2 separate regions of the Homo sapiens genome follow, and region 1 is linked to region 2. Evidence: read pairs that join two places in POLR2A ChIA-PET (ENCODE). Cell type or tissue: MCF 10A. All regions are shown on one strand.

Region 1 (5,000 bases), 790 kb before region 2:
AGGCGTGAGCCACCGCGCCCGGCCATAAACTATTTATTAACAGATAAGGCCTACAGACTTATTTCTTCTTGGATACACCCACGGTACAGGTACGGCCATGGCGGCCAATGGTCTCGGTGTGCTGGCCTCAGACATGAAGGCCCCAGAAGTGGTGCATCCCTCTATGGGCCGGAATCTTCTTCGGTTGCTCCAGGTCTTCACGGAGCTTGTTGTCCAGACCACTGGCTAGGACCTGGCTATATTTTCCATCCTTTACATCCTTCTGTCTGTTCAAGAGCCAGTCTGGGATCTTGTACTGCTGTGGATTCTGCACAATGGTGATCACTCATTCCATCTCATCCTCCGTGAGTCTCCCGCCCTCTTGGTGAGGTCAATGTCTGTTTTCCTCAACACCACATAAGCGTATCTTCCATCCACACCTTTAATGGCAGTGATAGCAAAGGCTATTTTCCACCACCCATCGATGTTGGTGTTGAGTACTCCCAAAATATGCTGGAACTTTTCAAGGATCACTAGAGACACGGTGGCAGGCTCTGGGGTTCCATACCAGGCACCAGGATCATATTTGGGGTATGGAAGCCCCACATTGCCCTCATCCTCTCTGGCTTTCGTCATGGGGGTGGTGGGCATGAGGAGGAAGGGACCCAGGCCTTTGGCATGAGGTTCCCTTCTTCAGCAAGCCCCCCACTTCCTGGATCGCTGGGGACCCCCAGCCCTGGGTACCTCCCTCCAGCCTAGCCTTGACCCTGTGGGAACAAGAATATCTCTATCCAGCCTGGACCTTCCCAAGCTGGGGCCTCGAGCATTACCCCAAATAAGGCAGGCACCTGGATGTGGCCAGGAATGAATGAACATGAATGAACAAATGAATCGTATATAATCTTACAAACTCAGAAACGTAAGGCCATACAAATCTAAATCTGGCCAAGGTTGGTGGCTCAAGGCTGTAATCCCAGCAGTTTGGGAGGCCGAGGCTGTAGGATTGTTTGAGCCCAGGAGTTCGAGACTAGCCTGGGCAATGTAGTAAGATCCTGTCTCTCCAAAAAATTGAAAAAATGTAGCTGGGCATGGTGGCAGGTGCCTGTAGTCCCAGCTACTCAGGGAGGCTGAGGTGGGAGGATCGCTTGAGTCCAGGAGTTTGAGGCTGCAATGAGCTATGATCATGCCAATGTACTCCAGCCTGGGTGATAGAGCGAGACCCTGTTTCTAGAAAATAAATAAGTTTTGTTTGTTCATTTGTTTGTGATGAAGTCTTGCTCTGTTGCCCAGGCTGGAGTGCAGTGGCAGGATCTCGGCTCACAGTAACCTCTTCCTCCTGGGTTCAAGCGATTTCTCCTGCCTCAGCCTCTGTAGTAACTGAGATTACAGGCGTGCGCCACCACACCTGGCTAATTTTTGTATTTTTAGTAGAGACGAGGTTTCGCCATGTTGTCCAGACTGGTCTTGAACTCCTGACCTCAAATGATCTGCCCACCTCGGCCTCCCAAAGTGCTGGGATTACAGGCGTAAGCCACCGTGCCTGGATGATAAGTAAATATTTTTTTACATTAAAAAAATGCCTAAACCTGGATTTTTAGCACGTTGCAGGGGGCTCCCACCCAAGCCCAAGTTCTCAGAAGCTGGGAAAGGAATAATGCATCTCGGGGTGGAATGTTTGATGACCCCCAGCAGAGTGCCATCTCAAGAGCAGGGGTCTAGAGCCAAGGCTCAGGGTTCTAATCCTGCCTCTGCCTGGAAAACCACTTCGCCTATATGAGCCTCAGTTTCCCCATCTGTAAAACAGTGTTGGTACCCATGTCTTGGGGTTTGGGGTTAGTAAATGAATCTGTGGGAAGCCGAGTCAGGCCTATCGGTGTCTGTAGGTGGTGGAGCCTCTTCCCTCTGACAGGGATGGAAATTATAGAGATAAAATCAAAGAGAGGCCGGGTGCGGTGGCTCACGCCTGTAATCCCAGCACTTTGGGAGGCCAAGACAGGCAGATCACTTGAGGTCAGGGGTTCAAGATCACCCTGGCCAACATGGCGAAACCCCGTCTCTACTAAAGATACAAAAATTAGCCCAGTGTGGTGGTGTGTATCTGTAATCCCAGCTACTTTGGAGGCTGAAGCAGTAGAATTGCTTGAACATGGGAGGTAGAGGTTGCAGTGAGCAGGGATCGTGCCACTGCACCCCAGCCTGGGTGACAGAGTGAGACTCTGTCTCAAAACAAACAAACAAACAAACAAAGAGAGAGATGGAAGGTCAGGTTGCATCAGGAGGAAGCTGGCAATCTCTGTGACTCAGGGAGGTGCGGGGGCTCCCTCCTGGACCCTGGTCACCTCTGAACGTTCCACTGGTTTCTTCCAGTTTCTCCTTTACTGAGATCCCTCTGTCCCCAGAGTCTCAGTTTCCTCCCTTGTGAGATGGGCTCACACTGGTGCCCCTGAATCTTCTTCCTCCACCCATCCACCATCAAAATTGCTCCCACATCCGATCCCTTCTCATGAAGGTCCCTTCTCCCTGGTCCAGACTATCATTGCTCCTTAGGACCAGCAGTGGCACCCCTCTGTGGTCTCCTCGCTTCTCCCTTTATCCCCCACAGATACCCCCACCCTGGTATCCTGAGTCCGGCTTGTCCTTCTTCTGTCTAGAAGCCTCTGTGGCTCCCACCTTCCTCAGAGTAAAAGCCAAAGTTCTCCCCCCAGACCTCAAGGCCCTGCTTGGTCTCACGGCACCATCGCCTCTTCCCTCCCCACCCTGCTTAATCGACTTAGGCCACCTCAGCCTCCTCCAAGCTCCTCCGGTGAGTCAGACAGGCTCCTGCCTCGGGGCCTGTCTAAAGGCTGTGCTTTCCCGGGGACCATCTTCCCAGAGACGCCCATATGTCTCCCCTACCTCCTTTGGGTCTCAGTTCAATTGTCATCGTCACCCACACTCTCTCTCCCTCCTCTGCCATCAGGAATTTGTATCTCTGCCAGGCGCGGTGACTCATGCCTATAATCCCAGCACTTTGGGAGGCTGAGGTGAGCGAATCACTTGAGGTCAGGAGTTCAAGACCAGCCTGGCCAACATGGTGAAATCTCATCTCTGCTGAAAAATACAAAAATTAACTGTGTGGTGGTGGGAGCCTGTAGTCCCAGCTACCAATCCCAGCTACTTGGGAGGCTGAGGCGGGAGAATCACCTGAGCCTGGGAGGTGGAGGTTGCAGTGAGCTGAGATTGTGCCACACTGCACTCCAGCTTGGGCAACAGAATGAGACTCCGTCTAAAAAAAAAAAAAGAAAGAAAAAAAAAAGAATTTGTATCTCATTCATGGTGGTGTCGCTGGCTCCTGTACACAGCCGGGGCTTAATGAGTGTGCTCACAGATAATAATCTTATGCTGATAAAAAGAAATGTTTCCCCAGATGCCTGCTGTGCTTTAGGCCCTGGGCTGTGGTCTGGGGACACAGCCGGGGACAACTGAGAGCAATCTTGCCCTTGTAGGACTCATGGTCTGGGGACAAAGGTGGGACCCAGAGGACATTATGCACCTGAAGCGATGCATCTGTAATGTGGAATCAGGTGTTGAAAAGTGTGATGAATAAAGTAGAATACATGACCAGATGCAGCAGAGGGAGGGTGTTTCCTGATCAGGCAGTCCTGGAGGGCTTCCTGGAATAGGCGACATTTGGGGCCAAGGCCTGAATGAAGAGAGGGACATGCCCCTTTGCAGCAGCTCTGGTGGCCATGTGTTTCTCACTAGTTCACAGATAAGGAAACTGAGGCTCAGAGAGGTGAAGTCACTTGTCCAGCATCCCCAAATCCAAACTCCCCAGCCAGGAGCCTGCAATCCCCTTTCCCCATGGTGCCCAGTTGCAGATGGGCAAACCAAAGTCCAGAGCAGCGCCTCCACACCCCAAGGTCTCCCAGGAAGCTACTCGGCCCTCCTCCACCCTCCTTCTCCTCCCCCGCGCAGCTTTACTGGGGGACTTTCTCACAGGGAGGAAAAACAGCGACAGCTGGTTTCACAAGTAGGTGGCCCAAGCCGCAGACCGGTTTCGGTTTGCAAACAACTTCTGGCTCTGACTGCCTGCTGCTGGGCTGAGCAAACCCAGAGGTAAGAGCCCCGTATCAATCCATAAGAGGAAATGGGCACCAATCTGTCAGCTCAGGGTCTGGCTCATGGGCAGCAGGGCCAGGAGATGGGGGTGCACTGAACCCTCATCTCCACTTAGTCTTTTTTTTTTTTTTTTTTGAGAAGAGTCTTGCTCTGTCGCTCAGGCTGGAGTACAGTGGCGCGATCTCAGCTCACTGCAACCTCTGCCTCCCAGGTTCAAACTCACTGCAGCCTCAGCCTCCAAAGTAGCTAGGACTACAGGCACACGCCACCACGCTTGGCTAATTTTTGTATTTTTAGTAGAGACAGGGTTTCACCATGTTGCCCAGGCTGGTCTCAAATTCCTTACCTCAAGTGATCTGCCTGCCTCAGCCTCCCAAAGTGCCAGGATTACAGACATGAACCACTGCGCCCAGCCTCCACTTATTTTTTATTTTATTTTATTTTTTTTGAAACAATCTCACTCCATCACCCAGGCCGGAGTGCAGTGGCGTGATCTCGGCTCACTGCAACCTCCGCCTCCCAGGGTTCAAGCAATTCTCCTGCCTCAGCCTCCTGAGTAGCTGGGATTACAGGCATGCGCCACTACGCCCAGCTAATTTTTGTATTTTTGGTAGAGATGGGGTTTTGCCATGTTGGCCAGGCTGGTCTCGAACCCCTGACCTCAGCTGAACCGCTCTCCTCGGCCTCCAAAAGTGCTGGGATTATAGGCATCAGCCACAGCACCTGGCCCTTCACTTAGTCTTAATCACTCATCCAATCAACAATCAATGCTTATTTTATGCTTTGCTGTATTCCTGCATTTTATTATTCTCCCAGTACACTGGTACTAAGTGTTTAGTGTGTACCAGGTATTAGCTCATTTAAACATCTCAAACCACTGGAAAGAATCAACCCAGGCAATTATCTTGATTTCAGACTTC
Region 2 (5,000 bases):
GTGAACACTGTGAAGAGGCATACAGGGTTCTGCTTGCTCTGCGGGAGGCCGACTCAGGAGCAGGAGACGAAGCCCCCATGAGTGACCTGCAAGCAGCTGAAAAGGAAGCATGGAGGCTGCTGGCACAAGAGGAGGCTGCCATGGATGCAGGAGCACAGCAGAATCCACAGCCAAGGTACCCCCCTGGAACCCTGGGAACTGGCCTGGTTGAGGAGTGGGGTCTTGACTGGGGGATGGGGCTCCCAGAGCTCACCACGTTTCGGGGCTTGGTGTGGCTGTGTCCAGCAAGGTCGGTATGGAGCTCACTGTAGTTGGTTGACATGAGGCTCAACTGCAGTTGGCCTGTTGCTACTTGACAAAGTTGGCATGGTGGTTGACAGACATTGCAGTTGGCATGAAGATGAATGACAATGCCTACTGGTTAAAACTGGCACCCACAGCCGGGCACAGTGGCTCAAGCCTGTAATCCCAGCACTTTGGGAGGCCGAGGCAGGCAGATCGTTTGAGCTCAGTAGTTCAAGACCAGCCCTTGTAACATGGCGAAAGTCCTTCTCTACCAAAACTACAAACAAATTAGCTGGGCATGGTGGTGTGCCCGCGTAGTACCAGCTACTTGGGAGGCTGAGGTGGGAGGATGCCTTGAGTCTGGGAGGTGGAGGCTGCAGTGAGCTGAGATTGCACCACTGCACTCCAGCCTGGGTGACAGAGTGAGACCCTGTCTTTTTTTTTTTTTTTTTTTTTTTTGAGACAGAGTTTCACTTTTGTCGCCCAGGCTAGAGTCCAATGGTCCGATCTCGGCTCACTGCAACCTCTGCCTCCCGGGTTCAAGGGATTCTCCTGCCTCAGCCTCCCGAGTAGCTGGGATTACAGGCTCCCACTACCACACCCGGCTAATTTTGAATTTTTAGTAGAGACGGGGTTTCTCCATATTGGTCAGGCTGGTCTCGAACTCCTGACCTCAGGTGATCCACTTGCCTCGGCCTCCCAAAGTGCTGGGATTACAGGCGTTAGGCACTGCGCCCGGCCGCAGCTAATTTTTTATGAAGACGGATTCTCGGCCAGGCGCGGTGGCTCACGCCTGTAATCCCAGCACTTTGGGAGGCCGAGGTGGGCAGATCACAAGGTCAGGAGATCGAGACCATCCTGGCTAACACGGTGAAACCTCGTCTCTACTAAAAATCCAAAAAAAAAAAAAAAAATTAGCCGGGCGTGGTGGCAAGCGCCTGTAGTCCTACCTTCTTGGGAGGCTGAGACAGGAGAATGGCGTGAACCCGAGAGGTGGAGCTTGCAGTGAGCCGAGGTTATGCCACTGCACTCCAGCCTGGGCGACAGAGCAAGACTGCGTCTCAAAAAAAAAAAAAAAAAAGACGGATTCTCACTCTGTTGCCTATGCTGGTCTCAAACTTCTGGCTTCAAGCAATCCTCCCACCTCAGCCTCCCAAAGTGCTGGGGTTACAGGCATGCATCACCGCACCTGGCCACCATGTGGTCTTGATGGAAGGTGGTGCCTAGTGGGGTATGTTGGTGTGACAGGGACCACCAAAGATGGCATAGATTCCATCGTGGCCAGTGAGATGGAAGGTGATGGACCCTACCAGGATTGGCATGAACTTAACCCACCTATGCCTGCCAGTGTTGACATAGGCACCTTTTCTGTTTTCTATAGCCCTGAAGGCAGCAGTGTGGATAAGCCCACCCCACAGGAAGTGGCTTTCCAGCTCCGAAGCTATGTCCAGCGTCTCCAGGAGCGCCGTTCTCTAATGAAGATTCTCTCAGAGCCTGGCCCCACCTTGGCACCCATGCCCACTGTGCCCCGTGCAGAAGCCATGGTGCAGGCCATTCTGGGGACCCAGGCTGGCCCAGCTCTTCCCCGACTGGAGAAGACACAAATTCAGCAGGACCTGGTGGCCGCAAGGGTACAAATGGGCTGTGGCCACTGTGTCAGTCTTTCTTGGTGGGACAAAATCCTTTACTGAGGTCGGGGGACCAAGGAGCAAAGGAGAATTCTGCTGGGCTGAGTGCAGGCATTGTGAAGGGAGAATTGGAGCTGGGGTTTTGAGGGATTAATAGGAGTTTGTTTTCTGGGGTTCAGTTTCTCATTAGACTACAAATCTGGCTCTCCAAAATGCCCTTCCTATGGGAAGAGATGGGAGCAAAGAACACAATCTTGGGTTTGTAGCTTGGCATGAAAAACTTGAGGTTCTGGAGTTAGAGAAACTCCAGAAGCTTTGACAGAACTAATACTTGACCTATGTAAGCTACTTGCCCCTCTAGGAAATGCCATTTCTACAGCTGTAGCTTTTATGGGAGGAAGATATTTCCACCTCACAAGAACATGGTGAATGGTGAAGGTCCTAGTTTGTTTGTTTGTTTGTTTGTTTTTTGAGACGGAGTCTTGCTCTCACCCAGGCTGGAGTGCTGTGGCGCTATCTTGGCTCACTGCAGCCTCTGCCCCACTGCCGGGTTCAAGTGATTCTCCTGCCTCAGCCTCCCAAGTAGCTGGGATTACGGGTGTGCACCACCACACCTGGCTAATTTTTGTATTTTTAATGGAGACGGGTTTTCACCATGTTGGCCAGGCTCGTCTCGAACTCCTGACCTCAGGTAATCCACCCACTTTGGCCTCCCAAAGTGCTGGGATTACAGGCATGAGCCACTGCGCCTGGCCAAAAGTCACAGTTTTTGTCTGAATAGTCCTCAGTGGGTGCCTCTTGGGGCCTCAGTTTCCCTGCAGTTGACCGTAGAAGCATAAATTCTCTCCCCTCTCCTTGGTCCCACAGGAGGCCCTGGCGGACCTGATGCTTCGGCTGCAGCTGGTGCGGCGTGAGAAGCGGGGCCTAGAGCTGCGGGAGGCTGCCCTCCGAGCCCTGGGTCCAGCTCACGTGCTCCTGCTGGAGCAGCTGCGGTGGGAACGGGCAGAGCTCCAGGCTGGTGGGGCAAACAGCAGTGGCGGACATAGCAGCGGAGGTGGCAGCAGCGGGGACGAGGAAGAGTGGTATCAGGTGAGCTGCCCTGCCTGAACCTGGTAGGGGAGTAGCTTACTAATGAGAACATAGCCCTTGTCAATCACAGCCTTTTTTTTTTTGTTTTTTTTGAGACGGAGTTTGGCTCTTGTTGCCCAGGCTGGAATGCAATGTTGCAATCTCGGCTCACCACAACCTCCGCCTCCCAGGTTCAAGAGATTCTCCTGTCTCAGCCTCCTGAGTAGCTGGGATTACAGACACGCACCACCACATCTAGCTATTTTTTGTATGTTTTGTAGAGATGCAGTTTTGTAGAGTTGCAGTTCACCATGTTAGCCAGGCTGCTCTCGAACTCCTGGCCTCAAATGTTTCGCCTGCCTCCACCTCCCAAAGTGCTGAGATTACAGGCATGAGTCGCCGCACCTGTCCTTAATGCAGCTCTTTAAATCATCTCTCCTACCTCCAAGCCTTTGTATATTCTGTGTCCCTGCCAGGAACACCGGTCACTTCCCTCTTTGTGTCATAAAGTCCTCGACCTCCTGTAGATCTCAGCTTAGACATCACCTCCTCAAGGAAGCCCTCCTGGAGTGACTTCAGATGCGGTTTCCTGTTATTTATTTCCCTTATCACAGTGGTCCCAGCTACTCGGGTGGCTGAGGTGGGAGGATCACTTGAACCCGGAGTTGGAGGCTTCAGCGAGCCACGATTATGTCATTTCACTCCAGCCTGGGCCACACAGCGAGACCTCATCTCTTTTTTTTTTTTTTGAGACAGAGTTTTGCTCTTGTTGCCCAGGCTGGAGTGCAATGGCCCGATCTTGGCTTACCACAACCTCCACCTCCTGGGTTCAAGTGATTCTCCTGCCTCAGCCTCCTGAGTAGCTGGGACTACAGGCACGCGCCACCACGCCCGGCTAATTTTTGTATTTTTAGTGTAGATGAGGTTTCCCCATGTTACTAAGGCTGGTCTCGAACTCTGAACCTCAGGTGATGCGCCCGCCTCAGCCTCCCAAAGTGTTGGGATTACAGGCTTGAGCCACTGCACCCGGCTTATTTATTATTATTTTTTATTTTTTTTGAGGCAGAGTGTCGCTCTGTAGCCCAGGCTGGAGTGCAGTGGTGCAATCTCGGCTCACTGCAAGCTCCGCCTCCCGGGTTCACGCCATTCTCCTGCCTCCGCCTGCCGAGTAGCTGGGACTACAGGCGCCCGCCACCACACCCGGCTAATTTTTTTTGTATTTTTTTAGTAGAGACGGGGTTTCATTGTGTTAGCCAAGATGGTCTCGATCTCCTGACCTTGTGATCCACCTGCCTCAGCCTCCCAAAGTGCTGGGATTACAGGCGTGAGCCACCGTGCCTGGCCAATTTTTGTATTTTTTAGTAGAGATGGGGTTTCACCATGTTGGCCAGGCTGGTGTAGAACTCCTGACCTCAGGTGATCTGCCCACCTCAGCCTCCCAAAGTACTGGGATTACAGCCATGAGCCACAGCGCCTGGCCTTTAATTTTTTTTTTCTTTTTTTTTTTTTTTGGGAAACGGATCTTGCTCTGTCACCCAGGCTGGAGTGCAGTGGTGCGATCTTGGCTCACTGCAATCTCTGCGTCCCAGGTTCAAGCGATTCTCCTGCTTTGGCTTCCCGAGTAGCTGGAATTACAGGCGTGCACCACCACACCCAGCTAATTTTTGTATTTTTAGTAGTGACAGGGTTTCACCATGTTGGCCAGGCTGCTCTCAAACTCCTGACCTCAGGCTGATCCGCCCGTCTCGGCCTCCCAAAGTGCTGGGATTACAGACGTGAGCCACCACGTCCAGCCTAATTTTTAAAAAATTATTATTGGCCAGGCACGGTGGCTCACACCTGTAATCCCAGCACTTTGGGAGGCCGAGGCGGGTGGATCATGAGGTCAGGAGTTCAAGACCAGCCTGGCCAACATGGTGAAACCCTGTCTCTACTAAAAATACAAAAAAATTAGCTGGGCATGGTGGCACGTGCCTGTAATCCCAGCTACTCCAGAGGCTGAGACAGAGAATTGCTTAA

What was found. ChIA-PET counts read pairs that join two places held together with the same protein. Peaks named below come from ENCODE experiments on the same cell type or tissue, not always from the same donor. Only the 100,000 strongest peaks of a DNase experiment are listed, where the experiment ranks them.
Region 1: POLR2A ChIA-PET joins it to region 2 with 5 read pairs; 1 of 35 experiments calls an interaction of 5 or more read pairs at or near these places.

Annotation. Positions count from the first base shown.
Region 1 is chr19:18,044,159-18,049,158 of GRCh38, reverse strand. It overlaps the pseudogene RPS18P13. Among named protein-coding and RNA genes, the nearest start is that of ARRDC2, 38 kb to the right of the region's middle. In MCF 10A, no CTCF peak of the experiment used is centred here; DNase peaks (open chromatin) are centred at 2,868 and 3,968.
Region 2 is chr19:17,253,387-17,258,386 of GRCh38, reverse strand. USHBP1 (USH1 protein network component harmonin binding protein 1) reads left to right here. Exons shown (of 13, transcript NM_031941.4): 8 at 2-175; 9 at 1,667-1,916; 10 at 2,781-3,002. Among named protein-coding and RNA genes, the nearest start is that of USHBP1, 8.9 kb to the left of the region's middle. In MCF 10A, no CTCF peak of the experiment used is centred here; a DNase peak (open chromatin) is centred at 3,086.